2 separate regions of the Homo sapiens genome follow, and region 2 is linked to region 1. A link is a loop called in an ENCODE intact Hi-C map of the cell type or tissue named here. Cell type or tissue: heart right ventricle. All regions are shown on one strand.

The links. Peaks named below come from ENCODE experiments on the same cell type or tissue, not always from the same donor. Only the 100,000 strongest peaks of a DNase experiment are listed, where the experiment ranks them.
Region 2: a loop joins it to region 1, with 4 times the contacts of the local background. A loop is called at or near these places in 53 of 110 quality-filtered maps.

The regions. Positions count from the first base shown.
Region 1 is chr9:93,300,380-93,308,379 of GRCh38, reverse strand. It overlaps WNK2 (WNK lysine deficient protein kinase 2), which reads right to left. Exons shown (of 30, transcript NM_006648.4): 27 at 1,559-1,603; 28 at 1-52. Among named protein-coding and RNA genes, the nearest start is that of WNK2, 120 kb to the right of the region's middle. RefSeq lists enhancers at 1,107-2,011, 6,267-7,179. In heart right ventricle, CTCF peaks have their summits at 3,324 (motif pointing right) and 5,520 (motif pointing right); DNase peaks (open chromatin) are centred at 2,559, 3,309, 5,539, 7,439 and 2 weaker places; H3K27ac peaks cover 2,836 bases.
Region 2 is chr9:93,104,890-93,112,889 of GRCh38, reverse strand. It overlaps CARD19 (caspase recruitment domain family member 19), which reads right to left. Exons shown (of 6, transcript NM_032310.5): 2 at 5,074-5,216; 3 at 2,169-2,322; 4 at 952-1,011; 5 at 601-672. Among named protein-coding and RNA genes, the nearest start is that of CARD19, 13 kb to the right of the region's middle. RefSeq lists enhancers at 4,308-4,457, 4,885-5,385. In heart right ventricle, CTCF peaks have their summits at 3,321 and 3,537 (motif pointing left); a DNase peak (open chromatin) is centred at 3,539; H3K27ac peaks cover 1,008 bases.

The DNA.
Region 1 (8,000 bases):
GCGGGCTGGGGGCCTGGCTCAGGGCCTGGGGCCAGGCTGCTGGTGGAGGACCCTGGGGAGTCACACACAGGCCAGGATTGGTGACGCCACACACGCACCCAGGCCCCCAGTGGGCTGGCCGCATTCATTCTTACGTGACAGCTGAGACAATGGTCTCACTTGGGCCAGGCAGCACCTTGCTTCAAGAGGCGGTCGGATTAAGGGGCCTGGCTGCCCAGGGTCAGACATGGTGGGGCATTTCCATGGGCTGTGCCAGGTGGCCATCACCCACCTCAGAAGCCAGGCCAGGGGACAGGACTCTGCAGCAGCCGGCAGCCTCTGCTCAGCATCCACTCTGTGCCCACCGCTGCCCATCCCCAGACTCACGTGTGAGAGAGCTCAGGAAACTCCTGGCACAGCCAGACACACTGGGCTTCGGAGTCATGGTGCCTAGAGTCAGGTTCCTCGGGCTCTCTCTGGCCTGTGCATCCTCAGCCGTAACATGAGGACGCGGGGCGGTGGAGTACCGTGTGCAGAGCGCTCAGCACACACGGCGGGCTGGCCTGCAGGCAGCCCCCTGGCCCACGGGAAAATGCCTGCCAGGGCTGCCTGACTTGCATTCCCATGAATTTTAATGGTCTGGTTGTTTGGAATTCCAGACATAGAAATTGTCCTGACCAGCGCATTCGCATTCGAGGAAGGTATTCATAAAGGGTACCCATGCCTGGGGCTGCCTGACGCGGCCCCACCAGCTCCTGCCATGGGCTGCGGCCAAACGCCCTGCTGCAGGAGGGAGCTGGGAGCCGCTCTGCTGACCATTAGCACACCAGAGCACTCGGCTGCTTCATTCAAAGTGTTTTTTAAGGGACTAAAATGAGACTTTAAAAATTTTAAATCATACCCTTTCCAGGCAACACATGTAATTTCTCGTTGGCAATTTTGAATAAGCCAATTCAAAAATTTTCTGCATAGAGAAACAATCTAATGACCATCTCTTCAAACAAGCTGTCCCAAAATGTAGTGGACTTTAGTGGCTAGCAATGAAAAAGCACAGACACAGACAATTAAAAATTAGTGATGAGATTTGACACACATGGAGCTATTCCTACATGAAAAGTTCAGCCAGAAAAGAAAAAAAATATTTTTTCGAGAGAGAGAGATGAGAGAGAGAGAGAGGTGAGTGGCCCAAGGAGACTAATACCCACTCAGTCCTGGCATCTCTCCTCGTGGGGAGGCACTCATCTTTAGGACTTCAAGGAAATACTCATTCCTACGGTTTTGGAAAAGGAGCCAATTAATGATCGGCAATTTGCGGGTGTTCCGGGGAAGGATAAGCCCGTTAGATGTGAACTGGCGAGACCGCACAAACTCTAGGCGCCACGAGACACACGGGGGAGCCGAGGACAGCGATCCCGCCAGGCAGAAGCGAAGCAGTGCCCGGCCGAGAGGCATGGAGCAGGCGCGGGGCAGGCACAGGGCAGGCCCACGCCCGCCCGGCCGCGGGAACCCTGATGTGCGCTAGCCACGAGAAAGCCCATGCGATGAGAGAGGACAAAGGGGAAAAAACCCGGATAATTACTACTGCTGTGTTCTTTGCCTAGGCAGAGACGCTTCAGGGCAGACCCTGCAAGGGAAAAAGAAACGACACAAGACCACAGGGTTAGGCAGAACAGCACACACTGGGACACGCTACCACACTAAGCAAAAGTCGTCAGTGTGCAGGGAGGGGCAGACACAGGCAGCAGTTCAGAGAGAGGGCCGACCCGGCCGGGGGAAACGGGGCAGCCCCTGGAGAGAGGGTGCAGGCTCCCACGAGCTTCGCCGAGGGGGCAGAGGTGCCAGGGCCAAGCCCCTAAGCTTCAGGGAGAAGTGTTTGTCTCTAGAAGCATATTCTAAGAAAAGTAAAAGAGAAAGAAAAAAGAAAAGAAAAAAGAAAAAAGCAAAGCACACCGCTTGGCTTTCAAACATCAGGCTTCTGGGAGCCCCACTGATGGAGGCAGGACACCCTGCTGAGTCGGCCACGGGAGCTCTGGAATGGAGCTGGGCACAGCTGGGCTTGGCCGCCGAAGCCCATCGGAGGTTTTCCAAGTGCAAAAAGATACATTGTTTTGCAGGTTGGAGGCCAAGTCTGGATCTCAGATGGCTGCCTCAGATGAGGTCAGCGGCAAGTGTTGAGTAGGGGACTCGAGGGTTTCTATCTAGGGGCTGACCTCAATGTCTGGGGACACTACCGCCTCATTAACAAGTCAGTATCCACAAGGGGTAGGGCAAGGCCTCAGCCTGGAACATTTCTGGCCTCCTTCTAACTGGGACCACCACTAAACCGACTGGTCCCAACTACCCAGAGGGCACCTGGTATACACTGAATGCAATGTCCTAGCCAGTCAGTGCCCAGCCTGGTGGGGACAAGGTCCCCAGGGCAGGCTGGGCCGGAAGGCACGGCCATCCCTGCTTATCCTATAGGCAGGCAGAGCTGGGACGGGCAAGCACAGGCTCAGACTTCCCCAAGGTCACTCGGCAAAGCCTCACTAGCACAGAGGCTCTGTCTACACTCCAGCCCACGGCCCCTTGCCAGGAGCACACTCCCTCCGCAGCAGGAACACGCTCCTCAGCGCTGTTCCCGGGAGACCTAAAAAGGAGCGACTCTGATCTTGCAGGGACTCAGAAAACCTGGCAACGTCTGCCTTCCTTCTCCAGAAGGGCTCATGCCTCCTGCCTCGGGGGACAGCGGGCAACTTGTCGTCCAGCTCCTTGGCCCAAGCTCGGCCTGAGTTGTGCATCCTGGACTTGGAAACCTAGCTCAACTATTTTTAGTCCATTCTGTCTGTTCCTGAGCTAGTGTGGGGAAAGGTGAGGTGGTGTTCTGTTGCAGACTTTACTGTTCTAATAAAAAGGAGGGAGCCCAGCGGGAGGGATCCAGACCAGTGGGCTCTGGGTGAGCAGCTCCGAAGGGCTGTTCCCTGGCTGCTCTGTTCTGAGATGAAACCCTGCCAGGAACACAGAGCTGATATCCCCTCAATGGCTCACTCAAGTTTACAGGGGAGGTATGGCTGGTTTTCTGTAGTGCAGGAGGGGCCCCTGAAGTCTGTGATGCAGGCTAGGCTAGGATCCAATATGTAGGGGCACTGGGTGAGCACCAATTTCCCTGGCAGGCTTTGTCGGGGGCTGTGGCCCATGGTCCCATGTAGACAGTCCTAAGCCAGGTGCTTCAAAAAGCTGCTCTGTGTCTATCTGGCAGCTCTTGGTGTGGCTGGAACTCTACATTCAGTGCTAATTCCTGGCTGTTGCCATGCTGGGAAGAACACCATCAAACAGGCCGGCTGCCGGCTGGGAACCACCAGAGGGAGCCTGGACCTGCGATCAGAGCTGGGACTCACTCACTGTCCTGGGAACCTGGGGTCTGGAGTGTCTGGAGGACACGGCACCTGCTCAGAGCCAGGGAGCAACCCTGGCCCACGGAGGCCTCCACGGGCCCTTCCTAAACTTGGGCCCCTCCTAAACTTGGGCCCCAGTGACCAGTGTGCAGACGGCTCCTAGACCTCCAGACAAACTGATGGGTGCCAGTCTTTCAAGGCCATGCTGTCGGACGCCACTCACTGCAGACAACTGGGCTGGGGCAGAGACCTCCCCACACTCTGGACAGCCCTGCCCGTCCTTAGGTGGCTCCTTAGTCCACCTCTCCAGAGCCTCGGCCTCGATTGGGCCCTGCCCCTCACTTGCCCACCATGCAGATGGCACCCAAAGACAGCCCCCACCTGGCCCCCTGCCACTCGCTCTGTGCCAGGAAAAGCACCCCCACCTCCTGTCCATAAGGCAGCAACGGGAGAACAAAGGAAACTTTCAGGAGGCTGCCAATTGACGCCAGGCCCACCTCGGTCTCCCTGTGGGGCTTCCATCCCCAGCCAGGCCCAGGAAGAGGCGGCGCCAAGGCCCTGGACTGCTCAGTGGTGCTGGGGCGGGGGCTTGGCAGCCTCATCCCAGCTGTTGGGGGATCCGCTGCTTTCTTCCCAGAATGTAAAAGTGGCAGCACACAGGACGACAGGAGGGCCGGCTCTTGGACTTGGCATCTCCTGCTTTTGTGCAGCCGACATCAGCTGAAGCCCCCCAGGCGCAAGTGGAGGCTCCCTCCCCACTCCAGCCATGGCACAAAAACAGCCTGCTCTTGGGTCAACGGCCCTGCCCTCTGGGTAGCCCGAGCACCTGCCCCATCCAGACCCTCAGCCTGTGGCCAAGAAGACATCTCAACCAAGAAGGATTCAAACTGAGGGTGTGTGCCTGGGACAGGGGGACTAAAAAGTGGTCAGCCCCTGAGCAATCCCCACATTCGCTTTTCACCTCACAGGGCTCAATACTGCCCAGGAGCCCACGGGACAGCTGGGGCAGCCCACCTCCCATCATGGGTGCCCTGGCGGCTTCACCTCAGTCCCCCACAACTTCCCGCGCACCCTCAGGTGGGTCAGCCCCCGCCATGGTCAGCACTGGCTCCCTTTTCTGGCACAGGAGAAAAATGGGCATCCAGGGACAAAACCCCTTTTAAGGTGTCTACGTATTGAACAACCATGTTCTTGAGCCAAAAACTGTCCACAAAGCATGCATTGGGAAGCAGGATCTGCCTTGGCTCTGCCCAGGGAGACCTGGGGCTGTTTTCATGTTGCCTTGAGCTAAATGACCCCACATTGCACTAGGCCCCATTGCACACAGGCCTGCTCCACAGACAGCCCACAGTGGTACGCAGCACTGACCACCCTGGCTGCAGAGGTCAGGGCCTGGTGGGCGCAGTGCAGGGTGGGGGCCCTCCTCTCTGGATGCCCTCCACCCCGAGGCCTCCTGAACACCTGCTGCAAAGAGCCTCGCTGAGCATGCACTCTCTCCCCACCGGGAGGGATGAAAGCATTCCACGGTGGGAGAAGGCCTAGAAGGCATCGTGCAGTGACACCGGAGGGTCCCTGAGCCAAACATGCTGCAGCCAACAGCCAATGTGGAGAAAACCCAAAGAGATACCAGCGTGCAGAGAGAAAGGCCCACAGGGTGCCAGAACATGCCCGGTCAGGTGGGAAGATCCAGAAGGACCCCAGCTTCTGACAAGCAGAACCAACAGAACCACGACCAGAGGTGCCATCTCAGCATCTGCACCTGACCCTCCTCCCTGGCTCCAAGGCCAACATCCCTTAGAATGCACTGGGCCAGGTGTGGTGGCTCCCACCTGTAATCCCAGCACTTTGGGAGGCCAACGTGGGTGGACTGCTTGAGCCCAGGAGGTCTAGACCAGCCTAGGCAACATGGTGAGACCCTGTCTCTACTAAAAATACAAAAAAGTAGCTGGGTGTGGTGGTGCAGACCTGTGGTCCCAGCTACTTGGGAGGCTGAGGTGGGAAGATTGCTTGAGTCAGGGAAGCGGAGGTTGCAGTGAGCTGAGATCTTGCCGCTGCACTCCAGTCTGGGTAACAGAGCCAGACTTTGTCTCAAAAAAAAAAAGGGAGACTGCTCTGGGGCACTGGGTCATGTGAGCTCCCCACAGCAACTGCTGACCACAAGGGGGCATCTGCAAGCTGGGTGAGAAGTCTATGCCAAGGGGCCCAGCTCACAGGGGTTCTAAGCAGGGCCTTGCACTCCCTAGGGGTCTGTCCACCTGCTGCTCCCAGCCTCCACTGCTTTATTCCCTGTCCTGCACCTTGAGTCAGCTCGGGCCTCTGGAGGTGCCTGCTGCACTGCCCTGCTCTATCCCTGGGCACAGCCACCTGGGCACCCGCAGCCCATCCTCTGGCCTGGCCTCAACCCACCCTGCCTGGGGCCGTTTCATCTTCTCTGACCTTCACAGAGGCCAGGATCCTTCTATATTTCAAAATTTAACACATTTTGTTTTCCTGGAACTGTTTCTCTTCCAGGAAGTGGGAGTGCCCCACACCAGGGCAGTGAGCTGAAAGCTCTCCCCAGGCCCTAGGGAGCAAAGGCTGGGCTGGCTGCGCCGGCTGCCCCCCACTAGCCGCACCTTGGCATCCACCCTGCTCCTCCTCTACTTGCAGCGCGACCCCCGACCCCTCGGTGTCTTCCATACACCGACCTCAGCGTCTTCCTAGCCCATCTGCTCACACTACCCCTGCCTGCAACCCTCCCTCCTGGCCTCCAAGCCTGGCGCAATCCCACAGCTTCCGCCCAAGTCCTCAGCCTCTCAGCGCTCACAGGGCTGCGCCCACCCCTGCAGTCTTTCCCCTGGAGGTGCTTGGTCTCCTCACAGACCCCACAGCTCTCCCTTCTCTTTTGGGCTGCCCTGGGGGTTTACCCATGAGCAGCAGATGTGCCAGTGGATGGCTCAACAAGAAGTCCAGCCTCCACAGCCCAGGGGCACAGAGGCAGGAGGGGCCAGTCCCAGCCACATCCCAGGAGAGTGGCAGAGACTTCGGAGGCCTGGAGCTGATCCAGACAGGGCTTGAGAGGCGCCCAGGGCAGAGGCCCACCTGGGCTCTCCCCGGCCAGCAACTTCAGAGTGTGGGGGAACTGGGGGAGACATTATGGCCCAAAAAGACTAAGACTAAGACTTGCCTGATGGGGGCTAAGCCGTGAAAACAAGCAATACCACAAAACACAGCATGGGGGTGGAAGTGGGGCCTGGGTAGGCGCCATACCTGACACTAACACCCTGCACTGAGTCTCCCAGGTGCCCTCGCCCCCAGTGACAGCCCCAGATCGAGCCGCACATGCAGGAGCCGGAAGAGGAGCAGCAAGTGAGGCACAAGGCCAGCAGGGCCGGGAACCGGCTGCGGAGAAGGAACCACAGCCGGCTGCCATAAGAGGACCCAGAGACGCAGGGGTGGGGGGGAAGGCGCCCACTCCTCCCCAGATTCAACTCAGCAACTCACCAGACACCAGGCCACCCAGACCCCCAGACCAACAGCCCAGATGACATGGTGGCCGAAACAGGGCAGCCTGTTAAACAGGCGAACGGGAAGCCCTGGGAAGGCCCTGGCATTCCTACATGGCCCTTGTGTCCTCGAATTGCCTGCCCGGAGAATGATGACCCACATGGACCTCTGATGGGGTGGGTGGATGGCAGTGGACGCCTCCCACAGGCATGGCCTCTGGCTCCCAACAAGCACAATGTATCTTTATTGTACAAGCAAAAAGTCACGTGCCCCAAACCAGCATATCCAATCCAATTGTTGAAAAAGCTTAATTTTCCTGTTAAAAAGACAAAAGCCTAAAAATCTCACAGCTTTTGGTTCACTGGCCGATCGTCCTGAGGGTTAAAAACAAACTGCGTGCTTTGGGATGGCCCCAAGCAGGCAGAGCCTTCCCTGGAGATGGAGTTCCTGGGCACTAACTGTGTTCCAGGGGATCTGAGCAAGGCTGGGACTGGGTTTTGGCTTAGTAGCAATTGGAGGAACTGCGTCATTGACTTCATCCCTGCGGTCATGGGAGGTCACAGGAAAATACAGCAAGTAAAGTGCTCCCACTGGCTGGAGGAGGAGGAGGAGCCGGCCAAGCAGGATGCATGCTCCAAAGAAGAGCTGCCCAGGTGGCCGTCACTCTCCTATTTGGGGTTGGAGACAGCAGTGGGTGAGGAGCAATGACAAAGGGGACCAGACCTGCCCTTCCAGTGGGGAGGGGCTGGGGAGGCCCGAACTGGAGCACGTTCTCTCAGCATTTCCACATGCAGGGCACAGGGCGGTGGGTGTGCAGGGTACTGGGTGCTGGGATTTGGCCCTGGTACAGAAACCACGCCCTCCAGTGACCTTTAGAACCGTATAGGCTCGCTATGTGCATGTCTTCACAGTCCAGACACGCGTGACACACACTGTGCATCTGGAGGAGGTTGGGGTTGTCTTTTTGTTGTCGCTGGAACTGGGGACAGCGGACATGTATATTTGCCACAATTGCAACAGAAAAAAAAACTACATCCAACATAAAAAAAAAAATTAAATAAATGAGGTGACGAAAAGAATGCAAAGGGCTCCAGTCCTTCTGGGCAGAGGTGCCCGGGGCGGAAGGCAGGCCAGCCGCTGCACATGCTTTCCGTGCCCAGG
Region 2 (8,000 bases), 200 kb after region 1:
AGGGTGCTCCCTCCCGGTCATGGTCTCGGCTTGAGTTGAAAAGACAAGAATTAGGGCAGATTCCAGAGCCCCCAGCTCCCACCCGAGTGACCCACGGGCCTTTGAGTCCTGCCATGTGTGCCTGTGTCCCCTCACCCAGTAAGCCTCCCAGCACGACAAACTCAGGCATCACAGAAAAGGGAGACGGGGCAGGCCAGGCTGGGTGCCAGTAGAGGGGCCCTGGAAGGTTCCTGTGCATCAGGCCTGTGGCTGCTGGAGAGACCCAAGGCCCTGGGGCACGTGACCTGCTCAAGGGCCCCACATGGTTCAAGGTCACAGATGTGGCAGGGCTTTGTAACACCCAGAGTCCTGGCTGCACCCCTCCTCCCGCTAGAGGTCATCATTCTCTGGTTCCCAAGGGTGGCAGGGGCCAGTGGACGCTGGGAGCCTCCTCACATCCCCTTTCTCAGGAGCCCTGCGAGGTGACACCATCCCACTGCACAAGTGTGGACACCGAGGTACGAAGAGGCCAAGGGGTCCCAAATTGGGCAGGGTCTGGGGCCCTGGCTTGGTGGCAGAGGGGAGGCAGGCCCAGCCCCATGAGGATCCGCTTGCACCCACCTGGCGGATAGCAGTACAGGAGCAGGGCCAGTCCCACAGCAAGGCCCAGGCCAGCCAGGAAGCTCATGGGTCCTGGGGAGAAACCAGCGTGAACAGGGCTCCCCTGGGCCTCAGAGGGGTGGGGTCCTGAGGCCTGGGGGCTGCGCAGGGGAGTGGGGGTGCCAGGCTGAGGTGCTGCCTGAAGAGCCCCCAAACGAGCACCTTAGGGGGGGGGTCTGTCACCAACAGAAGGCCAGGAATGGAGCCAGACTTGGGGTGGAGAAGCCCCTGAGGCGGAGATGGAGCCCTGGGGAGGGTAAAGAGAGAGGGAGAGAGAGGGAGAGAGAGGGAGGGGCAGCAGGGAGGTGTTACCCCTGTTACTCAGCTCGCCGCTCTGGCTGCCCGAGTCTAGCTCTGTGCAATCTGAGTTCTCTGGAAACAAAACCACAGAGCATAGTTAGTCAACGGGCAGGGCCGGAGGGCAAGGTAGTCACCCCGCAGGAAGCCCAAGGTTGCTGCTGCCTCCTGGGGCCGCCAGGCCGAACCAGGCTGTGGCACCTGAGGCTAGCCCTCCTCAGGGAACTATGCACAGTCTGGGTCTTCTCCTCTGCTCCAACTCCTGGACGGGCCTAAAGGCACCCGGGAGCCACAGAAGGTGCTCTACCTCCAGTGGGGCCAAGGCTTGGCCCTGCCTGGTTTTGAAAGCCCCCTGTGGCATACTCGTGGCTGGGGAGGGAGAGCCAGTCCCACCTGCAGGGCTGGGCCTCCCCTCGAGCTCTCCCCGCCCACCGTCTGCACTGTGTTCTGTGAGGCGTGGGGAGGCCTCCAGGGGGTCAGAGACCACAGCCCAGTAGCCTGGGACAAGCCGCCCAGTCCCTCTGGTCTCTGTCCTGTTGTCTAAGGGCCAAGGGGCAGTAGCCCCTCCTCCAGGGGCCCTGAGCACAGAGGCGTCAGATCAGAGTTGCCATCTTCAACTTGATATGCCCCCCACATCCCAGCAGCTCTGTGGGCCCAGGCTACTGGCATCCACATGACTCCCAGGGCCTGAGTCCACACTGCCTGAGGACAGGAGCCTCAAAACTGAAATGCACGTGCTTCGGACCAGCCATCCGTGCCTGACAATGTCCTATGGAAACACCCACACGTGTGCAGATCGCTGCAATGAAAGGGTCCGTCATGGGGTTGGGTAATTCCAGCTGGGACCGCCTAGGAGCGCCATGCAGCTGTGGGAACAAGGTTGCTGTCCACACAGACATGAAGGGATCCCCGTGGAATGAGGTTAGAAAAGGAAGGGCAAGAGTGGACGTATAAGATGCCCCATGCTGTGTGAAAACTGCCATGAGAGAGAGACGGAGGAAGGGGGAGAAAGTGGGAGACAGAGACCAACATCTGCACTGCCTGTGCCTGCCACACTCTCCCCTCGGGGCCAGAGGGTGGCCTCTGGGGAGGGGCTGAGGCGAGAGGGGATGCCAGGCCTGGGCTGCAGCAGACTTGGGTGGTCATGGAGGACATCCATGCCATCAACGGCAGGCTGGGGTGCCCTCCCCGGGCCAGCACCAAGCATGCATGGTTGGTGATGTGGAACTTACGCAGAGCGTGGCGGCTGGGCAGGCGGCTGTGCAGGGGCTGGGCATGGATATACAGGGCTCGGTAGAACTCCTGGCAGTCCCGCTCACCGCTCCGCTGCAGGTGGCTCAGGAGGTCACAGAGCCGCACACGCAAGGATGCCTTGGGGTTCCGGAACTGAGGGTACAAGGGGGTGCCAGGGAAGATCAGGCCAGGGGGGCTGGCTGTGGGTCAGGGCAGGGCACCAAGGTCAGGCCCCCAGCCTCAGCTTCCCTGTTGGGTGTCAGGACACCTGCTGGATGGCAGCTCCTGTGACAACCTGCCCCTTACCCACACCACATAGTGCCTGGCATTGCCTCTGTCACAGGCATCACTGCTACTCCTCATACTCCCTGTGGGGTGGGAGGTTGGGAAACAGGCTGGGAGTGGTCACAAAGAAAGCATGGGGCTGGCAAGGTGCGGTGGCTCATGCCTGTAATCCCAGCACTTTGGGAGGCTGAGGCAGGCAGATCACGAGGTCAGGAGATCGAGACCATCCTGGCTAATACGGTGAAACCCCCGACTCTATTAAAAATACAAAAAACTTAGCCGGGTGTGGTGGTGGGCACCTGTAGTCCCAGCTACTCGGGAGGCTGAGGCAGGAGAATGGTGTGAACCCGGGAGGCGGAGCTTGCAGTGAGCTAAGATCGTGCCACTGCACTCCAGCCTGGGCGACAGAGCAAGACTCCATCTCGAAAAAAAGAAAGCACAGGGCTGGTGACATCATTCCAAGTGTTGGGACATAGTGTGGCTTCCTGTGTGACCTTAGCCAGCTACTCCACCCCTCAGAGACTTGGTTTCTTCATTTGTAAAAAAGGGATAATGAACCCTCATGGTAGGCTGTGACAGGGAATTAATGAAGTGATGGTATAAGTGCTAACTTCTGTTATTTTTCAGTCTACAGAATGTGATTCAAGTTTTAAAAAAGTAAGTTGAAGCCAGGCACAATGGCTCATGCCTATAATCCCAGCACTTTGGGAGGCTGAGGCAGGCGGATCAGGAGTTCCAGGTCAGGAGTTTGACACCAGCCTGGCCAACACGGTGAAACCCCATCTCTACTAAAAGTACAAAAAATTGACTGGGCATGATGGTGCATGTTTAATCCCAGCTTCTTGGGAGGCTGAGGCCAGAGGATTGCTTGAAACTGGGAGGCAGAGGTTGCACTGAGCCGAGATCATGCCACTGCACTCCAGCCTGGGCGACAGAGACTCCATCTCAAAGAAAAAAAAAAAAAGACAGAAGTATTGGCTCTTTTGATGTGTATGACAGAGAAATGTGTGGTTCTCAAGGTCAGTGGACAGGCCACTGGGCCTTGACCTCCAGGACCTGGAGTCTGTGGCCTGGTGCTGCCACCTGGTGGCAGCATATCATTCTACATGGCCACAGGGAACTGGAGTTAAACCATGGCAGTGTGAAAATGGCAGGCAGATGGGTGGCAGGAGCTGTGGTGTCTGTGAGGAAGGAATATGTGCTTTTTCTTGTATAAACGTCTTAAACTTTCTAAACTTTTTAAAAGTGAACATGCATTAGACTTCAATTGCAATAATAAGAGATTTGGATTTGAGCTCCTAACTTTTAAAATTACTGTACCACCTTCAAAACGGAAGAAGCACCTGAGCCAGTAGCAGGGCCCGTGTTGACTCCTGTTCTGTTGTGGGCCAACCTCATTGTTCCAGGAGATGCCCCAACCCTCAGGATAGCCCTGCACGTGGCACCTGTCAAGGAACAGGTGGCTCAGTGGGGGCGCCAGAGCCACAGATGTGGGTAGGGTCGGCAGGGTGTGGCTAACTCTCTCATCCAATGTCCCCTCAGGGCCACCTGGCACTGGGGTGATGGAGCAGAACAGACCTCCCAAGACAGAGCCCAGGAATTGCATCTTAAATGCCATCTCCAGCAGAGCCACCCTGGTGTGCCCAGCTCTGCAGCTCTGAGAGGCCAGGGCCATGTGACAGAGTGACAGCCACTGGCCCTGGGCACTTTCCCAAATAATAGGATGAACTCAAGATGTGGCCTGACACTCCTGAAATGAGTGGCCCTGGGCAAGTGGCTGCCTCTTGAGCCTTCGGACCACCTCTGTGAGATGGGGTGATGAGCGTGGCTGCCCACAGGGCTGCAGGGCCATCTGGCGACAAGGGCTCTCGGGCAGGCGTTTACCCGGCTCAGCTCAGTCAGTCCTCACCACACCTGCCAGGCAGGGGCTCTCGGTGTCCACTCCACACATGGGGGAGGCTGGGGTTCTGAGGGGACCAGCCCGCTCAGCACTGCTGAGAGGGGCAGACTGGGGCGCGGCTGTGGGGTGAGTCAGCATCTGCCTTCCTAGAAGCTCAGCTGCCTACCTGTGACATGCTGGGCTTTCCAGCCTCGTACAGTAATATAGAAATTAGAGAAAAGGAAGCAATTGTTTGCCCGCTTTGAACCTTCGGAAGATGCAGAGTGCAAAGCCCTGTGGCACTGGGGTGGGCCGGGCCCATTATCTGTTCCCCATCCCACTTCGGCTCTCCCTCTGCCTCCTCCCTCCTCACCCCTCCCTCCTGCCCTCTTTCTCGCCTCCCTCCGTATCTTATACTGTTGTGTGCTTCATGTATTGTCACATGTTATCTCCTGTAACCTCCCAGCAACTCGGGAAGGGGACAGCAGACCCAATGACATATGAAGAAACCGAGGCACAGAGAGCTGATGTTCCGAGCCTGGTTGGGCTCACCCCAAAGGGCCAGTTTGTAGCTCAGGCAGCCTTAGTAGCCAGGTCCAGATGTGTCACCTCTGAATCCTGACATACCTAGTGTGTCATCCCATGAGAGAATGACCCAGGGCTGGTCACCAGCTTCTCCCAGCCCAGAAAGGAAGGGAAACTGAGCAGTGTCTCGGGTACCCCCCTCACCTCCTCAGCACCTTTTCCGCCTCCTTGTTGGTAAGGATCTGTGGGTAGTAACGGTTCAGCTGGAGGATGATCCTGTCCACCTGCTGCTCACTCAAGCGCCCATGGCCTGTCAGGAAAGGCGTGTCCTGCACCAGGCGGTCACAATAGGTCTGATCTAAAACAGATAGCACAGGGTCATGAGCCAGCACAGCCCAAGGGGACCAGAGACGACAGCCTCGTACTGACACTGACCACAGGAAGGCATCACCCCCAAGGTGGGTTCCCACCAGGAGGGTGAACCTGCAGAATCACAGCCATCCCAGCCTGTGTGGTGCGCATTGCCCAGCTGAGAGCTGCCCCTGGCCTGCCAACCTGCCTCTCCAGAAGATGGAAGTGAGGGGTTGCGGTGGAAACCCACTTTCACAGAGCTTATCACAGAAAACAAACTCAGAGGGGCGAAGAATCTACTTTTCATGGGCCACCTGCAGGGCCATCAGGAAATAGCTCAGTTCTGGGGAAGGTACAGGTGGCACAGGTGGCTCAGAATGCCCAGGGCCAGGCACGGTGGCTCAGACCAGTTGTGATGGCTCACACCCGTAATACCAACATTTTGGGAGGCTGAGGTGGGTGGATCACTTGAGCTCAGGAGTTCGAGATCAAGAATGCCCAGATGTGCGCTCTGCAGATCTTCACAGTGGCACAGATACAGGGACACAGGGCTCAGGGTGGCCTGTGCTGGGATCACCATGGGACACAGTGTGTCTGCAAGGCCTTAAGAAGCTTCTACCAACAATAAACCAGTGAGTTCTCCCAGAGGGCTAGAAATGCTTTTCATTTGCCTTTTTTTTTTCCAGAATCACCATTAAAATATCATTTTACCACCTTTTCCATTAAGAATGTTTCTTAGAATGGCAGATGTTTAAGGCTGAGCGGTGGAGTGATGACGGAAGGGCATGGAGAGGATGGGGCACAGGACCCCCACAGGGACTGAACAAGTGCATCACCCTACATACTTGTGGCAGCTTGTCCTGTTTCCCCATGTACACAAAGAAAATATTTATAGAATATAACACAAAAGAAACTGAGAAGGGACTCTAAATGTGTTACTATAAAATATCAACAAAACACAAAAGAAGGCAGTAATAGAATAAATGAGGGTCAAAAAAGCTACAAGACATACAGGAAACAAATAGCAAAATGGCAGTAGTAATACATTCCTTATCAGCAATTACTTCAAATGCAAATAGGTTAAACTTTGTTTTTTTTTTTTTGTTTTTTTTTGAGATAGAGTCTTGCTCTGTCACCCAAGCTGGAGTGCAGTGGCCCAATCTCGGCTCACTGCAACCTCTGCCTCCTGGGTTCAAGCAATTCTTCCTGGGATTACAGGCATGTGCCACAACACCCAGCTGGTTTTTGTATTTTTTTTTTTTTTTTAGTAGAGACAGGGTTTCACCATGTTGGCCAGGCTGGTGTCAAACTCCTGACCTCAGGTGATCTGCCTACCTCAGCCTCCCAAAGTGCTGGGAATACAGGTGTAAGCCACCACACCCAGCCAAATTTTCCTATCAAAAGGCATAGATTGGCAGAGTGGATTTTTAAAATATGATACAACTAAGTGCTGTCTACAAAAGACTCACTTTAGATCTAAAGACACAAAGAAGTTGAAAATGAAAGGATGTAAAAAAAACCCATACAAATAGTAAACAAAAGAGAGATGAGGTAACTATACTAATATCAGACAAAATAGACTATAAGTCAAAAACGATTAGAAGAGATTAAAAAGTACATTATGTATTAATAAAAGGATAAATTCATCAATAATATGTAACAGTTATAAACATATATGCACCAAATATCAGAGCTTCAAAATATATGAAGCAAACACTGGCAGAATTGAAGGGAGAAATAGATATCTCTATAATAATATTTGGAGACTTCAAAACACCACTTTCAGTAAGAGACAGAACCACTAGACAGAAGATAAATGAGGAAACAGGACTTCAACAACACCGTAAGCCAATTATACCTGGCAGACATACACAGAACACTCCATACCACAATAAAGAAGAGATATTTTTATCAAGTGCACATGAAACATTCCCCAAGATAGGCCACAAAACAAGTTTGTAGCCACAAAATAAGCTTTAATATATTCAAAAAGGTTGAAATCATATAAAAAATATTTTCTGATCACATAGAATGAAACCAGAAATCAATAATAGAAAACTAAAAAAACTCACAAATATGTGAAAATTAAACAGCCAATGGGGCCAGGCATGGTGGCTCACACCTGTAATCACAGCACTTTGGGAAGCTAAGGCAGGCAGATCACTTGAGGCCAGAAGTTTGAGACCAGCCTGGCCAACATGGCAAAACCCCATCTCTACTAAAAATACAAAACTTAGCCGGGCATGTTGGCGCACGCTTGTAATCCCAGCTACCTGGGAGGCTGAGGCACGAGAAATCCTTGAACCTGGGAGGTGGAGGTTGTAGTGAGCTGAATTTGTGCCACTGCACTCCAGCATGGGTGACAGAGCAAGACTCTGTCTCAAACAAACAAACAAAAAACCAATGGGTCAAAAGAGAAATCATGAGGTAAATTAGGAGGTAACATGAGAAAGGCAGAAACACACACACACACACACACACACGCACACACACACGCGCGTGCACACACACACACACACCTTACACCGCGCTAAAACCTAAGGGATGCAGCAAAAACAATGCTGAGAGGGAAAATTATAGTTGCAAATGCATATATTAAAAAAATCTTAAATCAGTAACCTAACATTACACCTTAAGGAATGAGAAAAGGAAAAAGTAAAGACCAGAGAGCTTGAAGAGCAAACTAAACCCAAAGCTCACAGAAGGAAGGATATAATCAAGATTAGAGTGAAGACAAATGAAATAGAGAATCGAAAAACAGTGGAGAAAAATCAAGAAAACCAAAGTTGAT